3 separate regions of the Homo sapiens genome follow, and regions 2 and 3 are each linked to region 1. Evidence: read pairs that join two places in POLR2A ChIA-PET (ENCODE). Cell type or tissue: CD4-positive, alpha-beta T cell. All regions are shown on one strand. Links, peaks and the distances in the headings refer to the core of each region. The heading gives the core; the rest is flanking DNA.

Evidence for each region. ChIA-PET counts read pairs that join two places held together with the same protein. Peaks named below come from ENCODE experiments on the same cell type or tissue, not always from the same donor. Only the 100,000 strongest peaks of a DNase experiment are listed, where the experiment ranks them.
Region 2: POLR2A ChIA-PET joins it to region 1 with 7 read pairs; 14 of 35 experiments call an interaction of 5 or more read pairs at or near these places.
Region 3: POLR2A ChIA-PET joins it to region 1 with 6 read pairs; 1 of 35 experiments calls an interaction of 5 or more read pairs at or near these places.

What each region holds. Positions count from the first base shown.
Region 1 is chr16:30,376,471-30,380,080 of GRCh38, forward strand. It overlaps MYL11 (myosin light chain 11), which reads left to right. Exons shown (of 7, transcript NM_013292.5): 4 at 1-57; 5 at 150-228; 6 at 1,184-1,232; 7 at 1,326-1,521. The coding sequence ends at 1,430. It overlaps SEPTIN1 (septin 1), which reads right to left. Exons shown (of 11, transcript NM_001365977.2): 7 at 3,462-3,563; 8 at 2,965-3,064; 9 at 2,548-2,713; 10 at 2,140-2,230; 11 at 1,665-2,050. The coding sequence ends at 1,964. It also overlaps a transcript of ZNF48 not described here. Among named protein-coding and RNA genes, the nearest start is that of MYL11, 3.5 kb to the left of the region's middle. RefSeq lists enhancers at 1,238-1,532, 1,381-1,720, 2,111-2,170, 2,342-2,899, 2,900-3,457 and silencers at 1,701-2,040, 2,311-2,420. In CD4-positive, alpha-beta T cell, for the core only: no CTCF peak of the experiment used is centred there; DNase peaks (open chromatin) are centred at 1,401, 1,881 and 2,571; H3K4me3 peaks cover 2,454 bases; H3K27ac peaks cover 2,385 bases.
Region 2 is chr16:30,559,721-30,563,330 of GRCh38, forward strand. No RefSeq gene overlaps it. Among named protein-coding and RNA genes, the nearest start is that of ZNF764, 3.2 kb to the left of the region's middle. RefSeq lists enhancers at 1,723-1,922, 1,943-2,092. In CD4-positive, alpha-beta T cell, for the core only: no CTCF peak of the experiment used is centred there; a DNase peak (open chromatin) is centred at 1,851; H3K4me3 peaks cover 1,158 bases.
Region 3 is chr16:29,006,697-29,010,306 of GRCh38, forward strand. No RefSeq gene overlaps it. Among named protein-coding and RNA genes, the nearest start is that of LAT, 23 kb to the left of the region's middle. In CD4-positive, alpha-beta T cell, for the core only: no CTCF peak of the experiment used is centred there; DNase peaks (open chromatin) are centred at 1,515 and 2,695; H3K4me3 peaks cover 743 bases; H3K27ac peaks cover 1,812 bases.

The sequences.
Region 1 (3,610 bases), core at 689-3,188:
CCAGCGGTCCCATCAACTTCACCGTCTTCCTGACCATGTTCGGGGAGAAGCTCAAGGGTGAGTGGAGTGTCCTGGGTCCAAGGCCCCGGCTGCCTTTTCCCAGACCCTTCAGGGACCCATCAGCTTCATGTGCCCTCTGACCCCCACAGGTGCCGACCCTGAGGATGTGATCACCGGAGCCTTCAAGGTCTTGGACCCTGAGGGAAAGGGCACCATCAAGAAGAAGTTGTAAGCATCGGCTCCCCCACCCTTCCGACCCTTCCCCCACTCCACCAGCTGCTCCCACACTGACAGCCTCCTTAAATTTCTACCAAGGCTGGGCCCTGTGGCTCAGGCCTATAATCCCAGTGCTTTGGGAGGCAGAGGCAGGAGGATTTACTTGAGGACAGGAGTTTGAGATCAGCCTGGATAACACAGCATGACCCTGTTTCTAAAAACTTAACTAAAAAATTCGTGGGCTGGCCGGGCACAGTGGCTCATGCCTGTAATCCCAGCACTTTGGGAGGCCAAGGCGGGCGGATCATGTGAGGTCAGGAGTCCAAGAACAGCCTGGCCAACACGGTGAAACCCCGTCTCTACTAAAAATACAAAAATTAGCTGGGCGTGGTGGCGGGCGCCTGTAGTCCCAGCTACTAGGGAGACTGGGACATGAGAATCGCTTGAACCCTGGAGTCGGAGGTTGCAGTGAGCCAAGATCACGCCACTGCCCTCCAACCTGGGCGACAATAGCAAAACTCCGTCTCCAAAAAAAAGAAAAAAAAAAATTCGCGGGAGTGGTGGCAAACACCTATAGTCCCAGCTACTCCGGAGGCTGAGGCAGGAAGATCCCTTGAGCCCAAGAGTTCCAGGTTGCAGTGAGCCGTGATCAAACCACTGCATTCCAGCCTGGGCGACAGGGTGAGACCCTGTCTCAAAACAAACAAAAACCCAAAAATTCCTACGAAGGGTTAGGCACTGCCAGAGGTAAGGGAGTAGTTAAGATTGTGGTAATGGGCGGTAAGATTGCATTTTCACAGCAAATGTGGGCGGAGAGGGCAAAAGCGAGTGTCTGGGAGGCCAATGAAGGAAGTAGAGTGACCTGGGTTTTCAGGGGAGGCTGGGGCTGGCATCGGGGATGAGGTGCGAGGGAGTGGAAAGGAACCAGGAACCCAATCGCAACTCCCCTTGTGTCACCTCTCTCCAGCCTGGAGGAGCTGCTGACCACGCAGTGTGACCGCTTCTCCCAGGAGGAGGTGAGTGGGGACCGGGGCGGGGCCGGAGCAGCAAAGGGGCTGGGGCCGGGGAGACTAAGGGCCTGTGCGAGACGCCCCTACGTCTTTCCCCAGATCAAGAACATGTGGGCGGCCTTCCCCCCCGACGTGGGCGGCAACGTCGACTACAAAAACATCTGCTACGTCATCACGCACGGCGACGCCAAGGACCAGGAGTAGGGGCACCCGCGGGCCTCCGCTGCCCGACGCTTCTGTTCGGCCCGACCTCCACCCCGGCTCCCAATAAAATTTAACTGATCTTTGTTTCTTATGGGCGGCGCCTTCAGAGTGTCTGCGCGAGGGCCTCAGGTGGGAGCGCCCCACAAATGAATGGATGCGGCCTGGAGGCCTGCGGGGGTCGGCCCCACAATCTACGCCCGCCGCCTTTTTCCGCAAGGAAGGAGAAGGCTCGCGTGGCCGCGGGAAGCTCAGTTTTTATTGAAGACAGAGTCTGGGAGAAGAAGGGGGACTCCGGAAGACAGTGATGCGGTCGGAGATTGTGCAGGCCCCGGGCCGGGAAGTGGGCGGTGTCTGGGTGGGCGGGACCAGCGCCGGGGCGGGGCTACGGACTCAGGCTGGGAGAACCTCCCCCTAGCCCGCGCGAGGGCGGCACCCGCGGAGGTCCCGGGGGGCGCTGGGCAGTGTGGGGCGCGGGGATTGGACAAGAGGCCGACTGAAGGCGGAGCCGAGGTAAGGCCGGGCGGGGCGTGGCCTCAGAGGGCGTCTGACTGCTCGCCCTGGGCCTGGCTCTGCTGCATTTGGGCCTGCATCTTCTCCAGCATCTCTTGCATGCGGCGCAGCTGTGCAGGGCGAGATTGCAGGCGGTGACCTGGCGAAGCCAGAGGGGGACCTGGGGCATCGGTCGGGGGGAAGCGAGGTGCGTGCTCACCTCTTCGTCTTTCTCGCGGATCAGCTTCTCGGTGTCCGCCAGAGGCAGCATGGGCAGCGGGATCTCTGTGGCGCTCTGGCGGGAAAGCTTACTGCGGGACAGTGGGAAGGGGACAGGAATCAGGAGCGGGACCTGAGGTTGTGGGTGAGGCCCAGGAGGCAGGGCCTGGGGCGAGGTTGGGGTCTAGGAGGCGGAGCCAGTTCCTTGAGGTTAGGGCCGGAGGCAAAGCGGGTGGGGAGAGAGGGGGAGAGAGGGAGAGACGGAGAGAGGGAGGGAGGGAGGGAGGGAGGGAGAGAGAAGTCTGAGTGGTGAAGGCGGAGTCACGGGTGGTGGGGACGAGTCCTCAGGGCGGGGTCATGGGTGAGGCGGGACCTTGGAGGCTCTGATACTGTCCGCCCCGGGTCTCACCTGCGGCTGGCTCGATCGCGAGCCCCAGGCCGGGCCAGGCTCTGTAGGCAGCGGGCCCGGTAGCCCTCGTAGAGCAGATCGTGCGTCACCTCTTTCAGGTCCTGCAGGTGTGTCTGCACCAGCATCCGTCGCAGGTTCAGGAAATCGCAGTGATGTGGGTTCTCCACTGGAGGGGGGGCGGCGCGGACCAGCGAACGTCAGGGAGTTTCGGGTCCAACCCACCCGTAAGGGTCGGGTCTACAGGAAAGTCCTGCTGCCACTCTAGCGGAGGGTCCGCGGTCTGCAGCCCAGCGACCCCCCTTTCCTCCTAGGATCCCCTGGGACCAAAGCCCACCCCAACTTCACATGTTGAGTGCGCCTGACCCAGAGGCCCCGGGCTCCCTGCTGGCCTTAGGACCCCTGCCTGGCCTCACTCACCCTCCACGGTCCCCCAGGAGTAGCGGCGTCCCCTCACCGGCCGGTTCCCGCCATCCCTCACCACCTCGCATGATCCCACGACTGCAAAAGGGATGCTTTCCTGGAGGGCAGGGGGCAGGGGTTCACCATTGGCTCACACGGCAGAAACTTTCTCTTTCCCAGCTTCAATCTCCACACCCGCCTCCTCTGCTTCCTGCCCCTTCCTCTTTTTTTTTTTTTTTTTTTTTTTTTTGAGACAGGGTCTCACTCCATTGCCCAGGCTGGAGTGTTCAAGTGATTCTCCTGCCTCAGCCTCCCGAGTAGCTGGAATTACAGGCGCCCACCATCACACCTGGCAAATTTGTGTATTTTTAGTAGAGGTGGGGTCTCGCCATGTTGCCCAGGCTGGTCTGGAACTCCTGACCTCAGGGGATCCTCCCGTCTCAGCCTCCCAAAGTGCTGGGATTACAGACGTGAGCCACCGTGCCCGGCCTGCCTTCCTTCTTTGTTTCCCACACCTTCATCTCTGCATCCTGCCTCTTGAAGTCTTCATCTTCATCAGAGTCACATTCGGGGAACTGGTAGATGTGGATCTCCTCTTCCTTCAACTGATCCCGGATCTCAGGGGAAACAGATATAGAGACAGTGTGAAACGGGCCACAATGAC
Region 2 (3,610 bases), core at 466-2,965, 180 kb after region 1:
GGGGATATGTGACTGGGTGCTGCAGGCACTGGTAATTAGAACAGGACAGGACAGGACAGGGATTTTCACAGTGCTTTTCTATACAATGTCTGTAATCTATAAATAACAAAACTGATTAGGTCAGAGGTCGATCTTTACCAGGCCCAGGGTGTGGCGCCAGGCTGTCTGCCTGTGGATTCCATTTCTGCCTTTGAGTTTTTACTTCTTCTTTCTTTGGAGGCAGAAATTGGGCGTAAGACAATATGAGGGATGGTCTCCTCCCTTACTGTGTATGGGAGTCAGAGTTGCCTCCAACTGCCTTTTAGCTCTTGGTGGGCTCTTTAGTTGAATGTAGGCCCAGATTGAGAATCGCCTGTAATGCTAACTACTGGGAGGCAAAGGCAGGAGGATCCCTTGAGCCCAAGAGTATGAGATCAGCCTGGGCAAGTTAGTGAAACCCTATCTTCAAAAAATAAAAATAAAAATAAACTAAAGTAAAATAAGAACAAATGAATTGACAGTGGACAAACGAGAAAATTATACCAATTGTATTAGTTTTACATGTACATGGGGATCTTCACAAGAGAGGGAAGTCAGAAAAAGTGCCCAAAGCCAGGTGCTTTTATATTTTTTAGACAAAGAACAATAAAATTTCAGTGGGCAGACGCGGTGGCTCATGCCTGTAATCCCAGCACTTTGGGAGGCCGAGGTGGGCAGATCACTTGAGGTCAGGAAACCCCGTCCTTACTAAAAATTAAAAAAAAAAAGGTAGCTGGGGGTGGTGGTGGGTTCCTGTAATCCCAGCTACTCAGGAGGCTGAGGCAGGAGACTCACTTGAACCTGGGAGGCAGAGGTGGCAGTGAGCCAAGATTGAGCCACTACACTCCAGCCTGGGCGGGAGAGAGACTTCGTTTAAAAAAAAAAGAAGAAGAGGGCCGGCCCGGTGGCTCATGCCTGTAATCCCAGCACTTTGGGAGGCTGAGGTGGCCGGATCACGAGGTCAAGAGATCGAGACCATCCTGGCCAACATGGTGAAACCCCGTCTCTACTGAAAATACAAAAATGAGCCAGGCATGGTGGTGCGTGCCTGTAGTCCCAACTACTTGGGAGGCTGAGGCAGGAGAATAGCTTGAACCCGGGAGGCAGAGGTTGTAGTGAGCCGAGATTGCGCCACTGCACTCCAGCCTGGGCGACAGAGCAAGACTCGGTCTCAAAAATAAAAAATAAAAAATAAAAGAAAGAAAGAATAAAAGAAAAAAGAAATGACAGGACAAAGAAAATTTGGCTAGGGCAGTGAGTAACTAGAATATGTATCAGGGGGTTGTCAAACAGGTACAAGATACAGATGACTTTGTTACGTATGTTTATTCTGGTCCCTTGTGGCTTCTCAGGGCTGTTTTCTTGCCCTGGTACAGAAGGATACTCCCCCAGAGTAAGGTTTCTGGCATGCTCCATGCAGAAGAAACAGGTCGGATTGCTCCTTCTGAAACTACAATTTCTCTGTTTTTAACTCAGAATATATCAGTATACCAGGCTGTGAATGTTTTACAGGAGGTCCAGGGGAGCCCCTGTGGAGGAGCCTGGAGGGAACTTCAGGGAGGGTGATCTGGCGGGAATCTCAGGAAACAGCTCAACCTGCCGCATAAGTGAGGAGAGCCACTTCTTTCCCTTTTCGGGGATCCGGGTGGGGCGGGCGCCGCTGAGCGCGTCTAGGTGGCCGCAGGTCGCGGCATCGCGTCCCGGATCAGGACGCGAACATCCCTATACCGCAGACACCCCCACTGCGCCAGGAAGCGGCAGTCGGCCGTTTCCGCGGAGCTCTCGGTCCTCAGACACTTTCCCAGTCTCCGTCCCTTCCACCTTCCCTGGTTCATTGGCTTGGAGCCATGAGCGCGGCCAGTGGCTCCGCGGCTCCCGGAGGGACGCTGGGGGTTTGCCCTGGGAGTAGGGTGCAGGAGGTTCCACGGACGCCTCGACGACCGGTAGTAGCTTCGGGTGGGGCCTAGAGAGGACGGCGAGCAACTCTGTGGTTCCGGAGTCCAGAAAAATGAAAGCGCTCTTAGAAAAGATGGCTGGCGGCTGGGCACGGTGGCTCACGCCTGTAATCCCAGCACTTTGGGAGGCCGAGGCGGGTGGATCACTTGAGGTGAGGAACTCAAGACCAGCCTGACCAACGTGGTGAAACTCCGTCTCTACTAAAAATACAAAAATTAGCCGGGCATAGTGGCACACGCCTGTAATCCCAGCTACTTGGGAGGCTGAGGCAGGAGAAGCGTGTGAACCCGGGAGGCAGAGGTTGAAGTGAGCTGAGGTCGTGCCACTGCACTCCAGCCTGGGTGACAGAGTGAGATTCTTGTCTCAAAAAAAAAAGAAGAAGAAAAGATGGCTGGCGACAGTCCAGCTTCTCTTCATTTTAGAGAAAGGCATTGAACAGCTTGAATATCGATCCGGTGTTGCTGACCTAGTTTGTTCCTGCTGGAAAAGTCTTCTCTTGCTGTTCCTCCCAGGCGGCCTTGGCAGCGCCTCTTGCCCGTAGTTAAGATGGGTGCGGCCGCTTTGACCTGGGCTCAGGCAGGTGGCAGCAAAGGCTGCAGGGGAGGGGAAACCGGTCCAAGATTCTCGACCGAGGGCCTGACGTCCCCTTCCCAGTCCCTTAGAGGAGGCCCTTCGAGGAGGCCCACTCAGTGACGGAGTCTTTTTTTTTTTTTTTTTTTTGAGACAGAGTCTCACTTTGTCGCCAGGCTAGAGTGCAGTGGCGCGATCTCCGTTCACTGCAACTTCTGCCTCCCTGGTTCAAGCAATTCTCCTGCTTCAGCCTCCCGAGTAGCTGGGATTACGGGCACGCGCCACCACGTCCAGCTAATTTTTGTATTTTTAGTAGAGACGGGGTTTCACCATGTTGGCCAGGATGGTCGCGATCTCCTGACCTCGTGATCCCCCCGCCTTGGCCTCCCAAAGTGCTGGGATTACAGGCATGAGCCACAGCGCCCGGCGCCAAGTCTTTATTTTATTATTTTATTTTAGTTCTTTTTAAATTGTTTTCTATTCTATTCTATTCCACTTTACACACTCTCTCTCTCCTTTTTTTGAGACGTAGTTTCGCTCTTGTTGTCCAGGCTGGAGTACAATGGTGCAATCTCGGCTCACTGCAACCTCCGCCTCCCAGGTTCAAGCGATTCTCCTGCCTCAGCCTCCTGAGTAGCTGGGAATACAGGTGCCTGCCACCACGCCCGGCTAATTTTTTGTATCTTTAGTAGAGAGGGGGTTTCACCATGTTGGCGAAGCTGGTCTTGAACTCCTGACCTCAGGAAATCCACCCGCCTGGGTCTCCCAGAGTGCTGGGATTACAGGCGTGAGCCACTGCACCCGGCCTCTACTCTCTACTCTTGAGAGGGAGTTTTGCTCTTGTCCCCCAGGCCGGAGTGCAATGGCATGATCTTGGCTCACTGACCCCAGAAGCCAGGCTGGAATGCCTCAAATTATTGAAGGCAAAACCTTAGCAACTAGAGAGAGGTGGGATTTTAGGCTAGGTTACTACACTGCCATGTAAATGTAAAGAGGAAAAATATACAGTTTGAGAGGCTGAGGCAGGCAGATAACTTGAGGTCAGGAGTTCGAGACCAGTCTGGCC
Region 3 (3,610 bases), core at 466-2,965, 1.4 Mb before region 1:
TTATTTCCTTTATCATGTGACATAAGATTTATTGACCTCATATCAGCATTTATGTGCTGTTAACTTTACGTAATAGCATTTAGGTTAAGGATTGGTGTGCTTCCGGTTGTATGAAGGATAGCTGTATTATGTTAGGTGTAATTATAAACTTTGTTTTTTTGGAGACAGAGCCTCGTTCTATCCCCCAGGCTGGAGTGCAGTGGTGTGATCTCGGCTCACTGCAACCTCTGCCTTCTGGGTTCAAGCCATTCTCCTGCCTCAGCCTCCCGAGTGGCTGGGATTACAGGCACACACCACCATGCCCAGGAAATTTTTGTATTTTTAGTAGAGACGGGATTTTGCCATGTTGGCCAGGCTGGTCTAGAACTCCTGACCTCAGGTGATCTGCCCGCCTCAACCTCCCAAAGTGCTGGGATTACAGGCCTGAGCCACTGCGCCCAGCCTATTATTGTCTTTATTTGAAAATTATGTATGATTTCAGGAGATGTATATGGGTTCAAATTGACAAGGGGTGGACTTGTGATAGTTAATATTGAGTGTCACCTTGATTGGATCGAAGGATGCAAAGTATTGATCCTGGGTGTGTCTGTGAAGGTGTTGCCAAAGGAGATTAATATTTGAGTCAGTGGACTGAGAGAGACAGACCCACCCTCAATCTGGGTAGGCACCATCTAATTAGCTGCCAGTGTGGCTAGGATAAAGTAGGCAGGGCTGGGTGCATGCCTGCAATCCCAGCACTTTGGGAGGCCGAGGCGGGTGGGATCACCTGAGGTCAGGAGTTCGAGACCAGTCTGGCCAACATGGTGAAACCTGGTCTCTACTAAAAATACAAAAATCAGCCAGGTGTGGTGGTGGGTGCCTGCAATCCCAGCTACTCGGGAGGCTGAGGCAGGATAATCGCTTGAACCTGGGAGGCGGAGCCTAGATGGCATCATTGCACTCCAGCCTGGGTGACAGAGCGAGACTCTGTCTCAAAATAAATAAATAAATAAAAGCAGGCAGAAGAAGTTGGAAAGAGCAGACTTGCTGAGTCTTTTGGCCTTCATCTTTCCCCTGTGCTTCCTGCCCCCAAATATTGAACTCCAAGTTCTTCAGCTTTTGGACTCTTGGACTTACACCAGTAGTTTGCCAGGGGTTCTTGGGCCTTCAGCCACAGACTGAAGGCTGCACTGTCAGCTTCCCTAATTTTGAGGTTTTGGGGCTTGGACTGGCTTCCCAGCTCCTCAGCTTGCAGATGGCCTATTGTGGGACTTCACTTGTTATCGTGTGAGTCAATTCTCCTAATAAATTCCCCTTCAAATATTTATCTATCCTATTAGTCCTGTCTCACTAGTGAACGCTAATACAGAGGTCCTGGATCCACTTGTTCCTGAAGCTGGATCCACCCATGAACTGTTCAGCTGCAGGAGTTAATAAGCACGCCTCTTTGGCTTGGCTCAGCTTCATCTGGGTTTCTGTCATTTGCAGATGAAAGCATCCTGACTCATCTAGACAGGATGCTGTGGGAGCACCAGCCTTCATCAACAAGGCCCCATCTCCAGGCACCTACCATCTGCTGGGCAAGGTGCCATTGCTGTAGAGACACTCGGTTCTTACTGTGACCCTTGTGGGAGTTCTTCTCCTTATCACCCTTTCATAAACAAGGAGCGTGGTGGGCAGTGGCAGCCCTTCTGAGCACACCTCACTGCTGGGATTCTCCCTGGGGCTGCTGGCTCTGGGGCTGTGGGGGTGCTCCAGGGCTGGGCTTAAGCCAAGGGTTATATAAGCCTGATGGGTGGACGCTTGGAGTATCTGTGGCCCTGAGCGGGCTGGGAAGGTCCTTGGATCCCTGAGAAAGACAGGGAGGGAGGCCGGGCGTGGGTGGCTCACGCCTGTAATCTCAGCACTTTGAGAGGCTGAGGTGGGCAGAACACTTGAGGTCAAGAGTTTGAAACCAGCCTGGCCAACATGGTGAAACCCTGTCTCTACTAAGAATACAAAAATTAGCCGGGTGTGGTGGCCGGCACCAGTAATCCCAGCTACTCGGGAGGCTGAGGCAGGAGAATCACTTGAACCTGGGAGGCGGAGGTTGCAGTGAGCGCAGATCGCGCCATTGCACTCCAGCCTGGGTGACAGAGCGAGACTCCATCTCAAAAAAAAAAAAAAAAGAAAGAAAGAAAAAGACAGGGATGGGGTCTCTGGCCTGCTACCTACACACTGGGGGTCTCTGTCCCTGCCTCCCTCCCCCTCGCCCCCTCGTGTACCTGGGAGGCCCCTGTGCATGTTTCCCCATCACCCGTCTGGCTCTCAAGCTCACCAACCTACTTTCTGTTTCCGGGTACCCCCAACATCTCTCACCCCAAGCCTCCCCTCTCCCTATTCCATCTCCGCTTTTGTGTCTGCCTGGCCCTCAGTCTCTCCACTTCTGCCCCTGTCTCCCTGTGTCTTTGTCACTGTGTGTCTTGGGGTCACCGCGCCCCTTTGGCTCTGACTCTGTCTCTAGTCTGTTTATGTCTCTCCAGCGCTCTTCCTCTGTCTGTCTGTCTGTCTCTCTCTTTCTCGCTCTTTGGGAACTGCTCTGTCTCTCTCATCTGTCTCTGCGTCTCTGCCCTAGTTTTGGTCTCTGTCTTGGAGATTCTCCTTCTGGTCTCTGTGTGGCTCACTGTCTCTTGCTGCGATCTCTCTCTTCTCTGTCTCCCTCCTCCTCTCCCTGCCCCTCCCTCCCCACATCCTGAGTTGTCTTTGGGGAACCGGAAATTTGGGGGATCAGAGAGATATTGGGAGGCTCAGTGGCTGCTGCTGAGAGATAACGCGGGTGTGCGGGGGCTGGGGCTGGGGGTGGGAGCCCAGAATCCACTGCGCCCTCCTCCTGGCCCTGGGACATACAAAGGCAGTGGCATGGGGGAGGTTCTGTACCCTCTGTGGGCCTCAGATGTGAACCCACCTCCCTCACGGGCTTGGGGTGAGGGGCAAATCCAGCAGCCAGGGCAGAGGTGGGGCTTGGGCTAACAAGGGGCGGAGGGAGAGTGCCCTCCAGCAGATGTCTGAAGGTGAGGCCAGTGGGGGCTGGCAAGGGGCTGAGAGGAGGGGAGGCTCTGGCCTGGCATCAGGGGTCCTCCAAGGACTCTTGAGCCCATCCCTTCCCTTCCCAGCACCTCAGTGGTTCTAGCTGTACTGTGGTGGGCTTATTTATTTAACAGACACTTGCTCTGAGACAGTCTTTAATCTTCACAACAACCCTATGAGTTCGTACTAACTCAATTTTACAGATAGGGAGACTGAGGCACAGAAAGGTTGAGTGACCTGCCCAAGGTCACACAGCTAGGAACCCTCAAAATGACAGAACTCTGATCAAATTAGGTTGGTCATTGTCAAAGTCTGAGCTGGCTGTATGCATGCCCATTTTAAACAGAAGCAGAGGTAATTCACCTTAAATCCTGGAGAGATGCCGGGATTACAGGCAGTGGCTCAGTCCTATAGTCCCAGCACTCTCAGAGGCTGAGGAAGGAAGATTGCTTGAGGCTTGGAGTTCTAGACCATCCTGGGCAATATAGTGAGACTCTGTCTCTACAAAAAAAAAAAAAAAAGAAAAAAAATTAAGATGAAAATAACAATAGGCCGGATGTGGTAG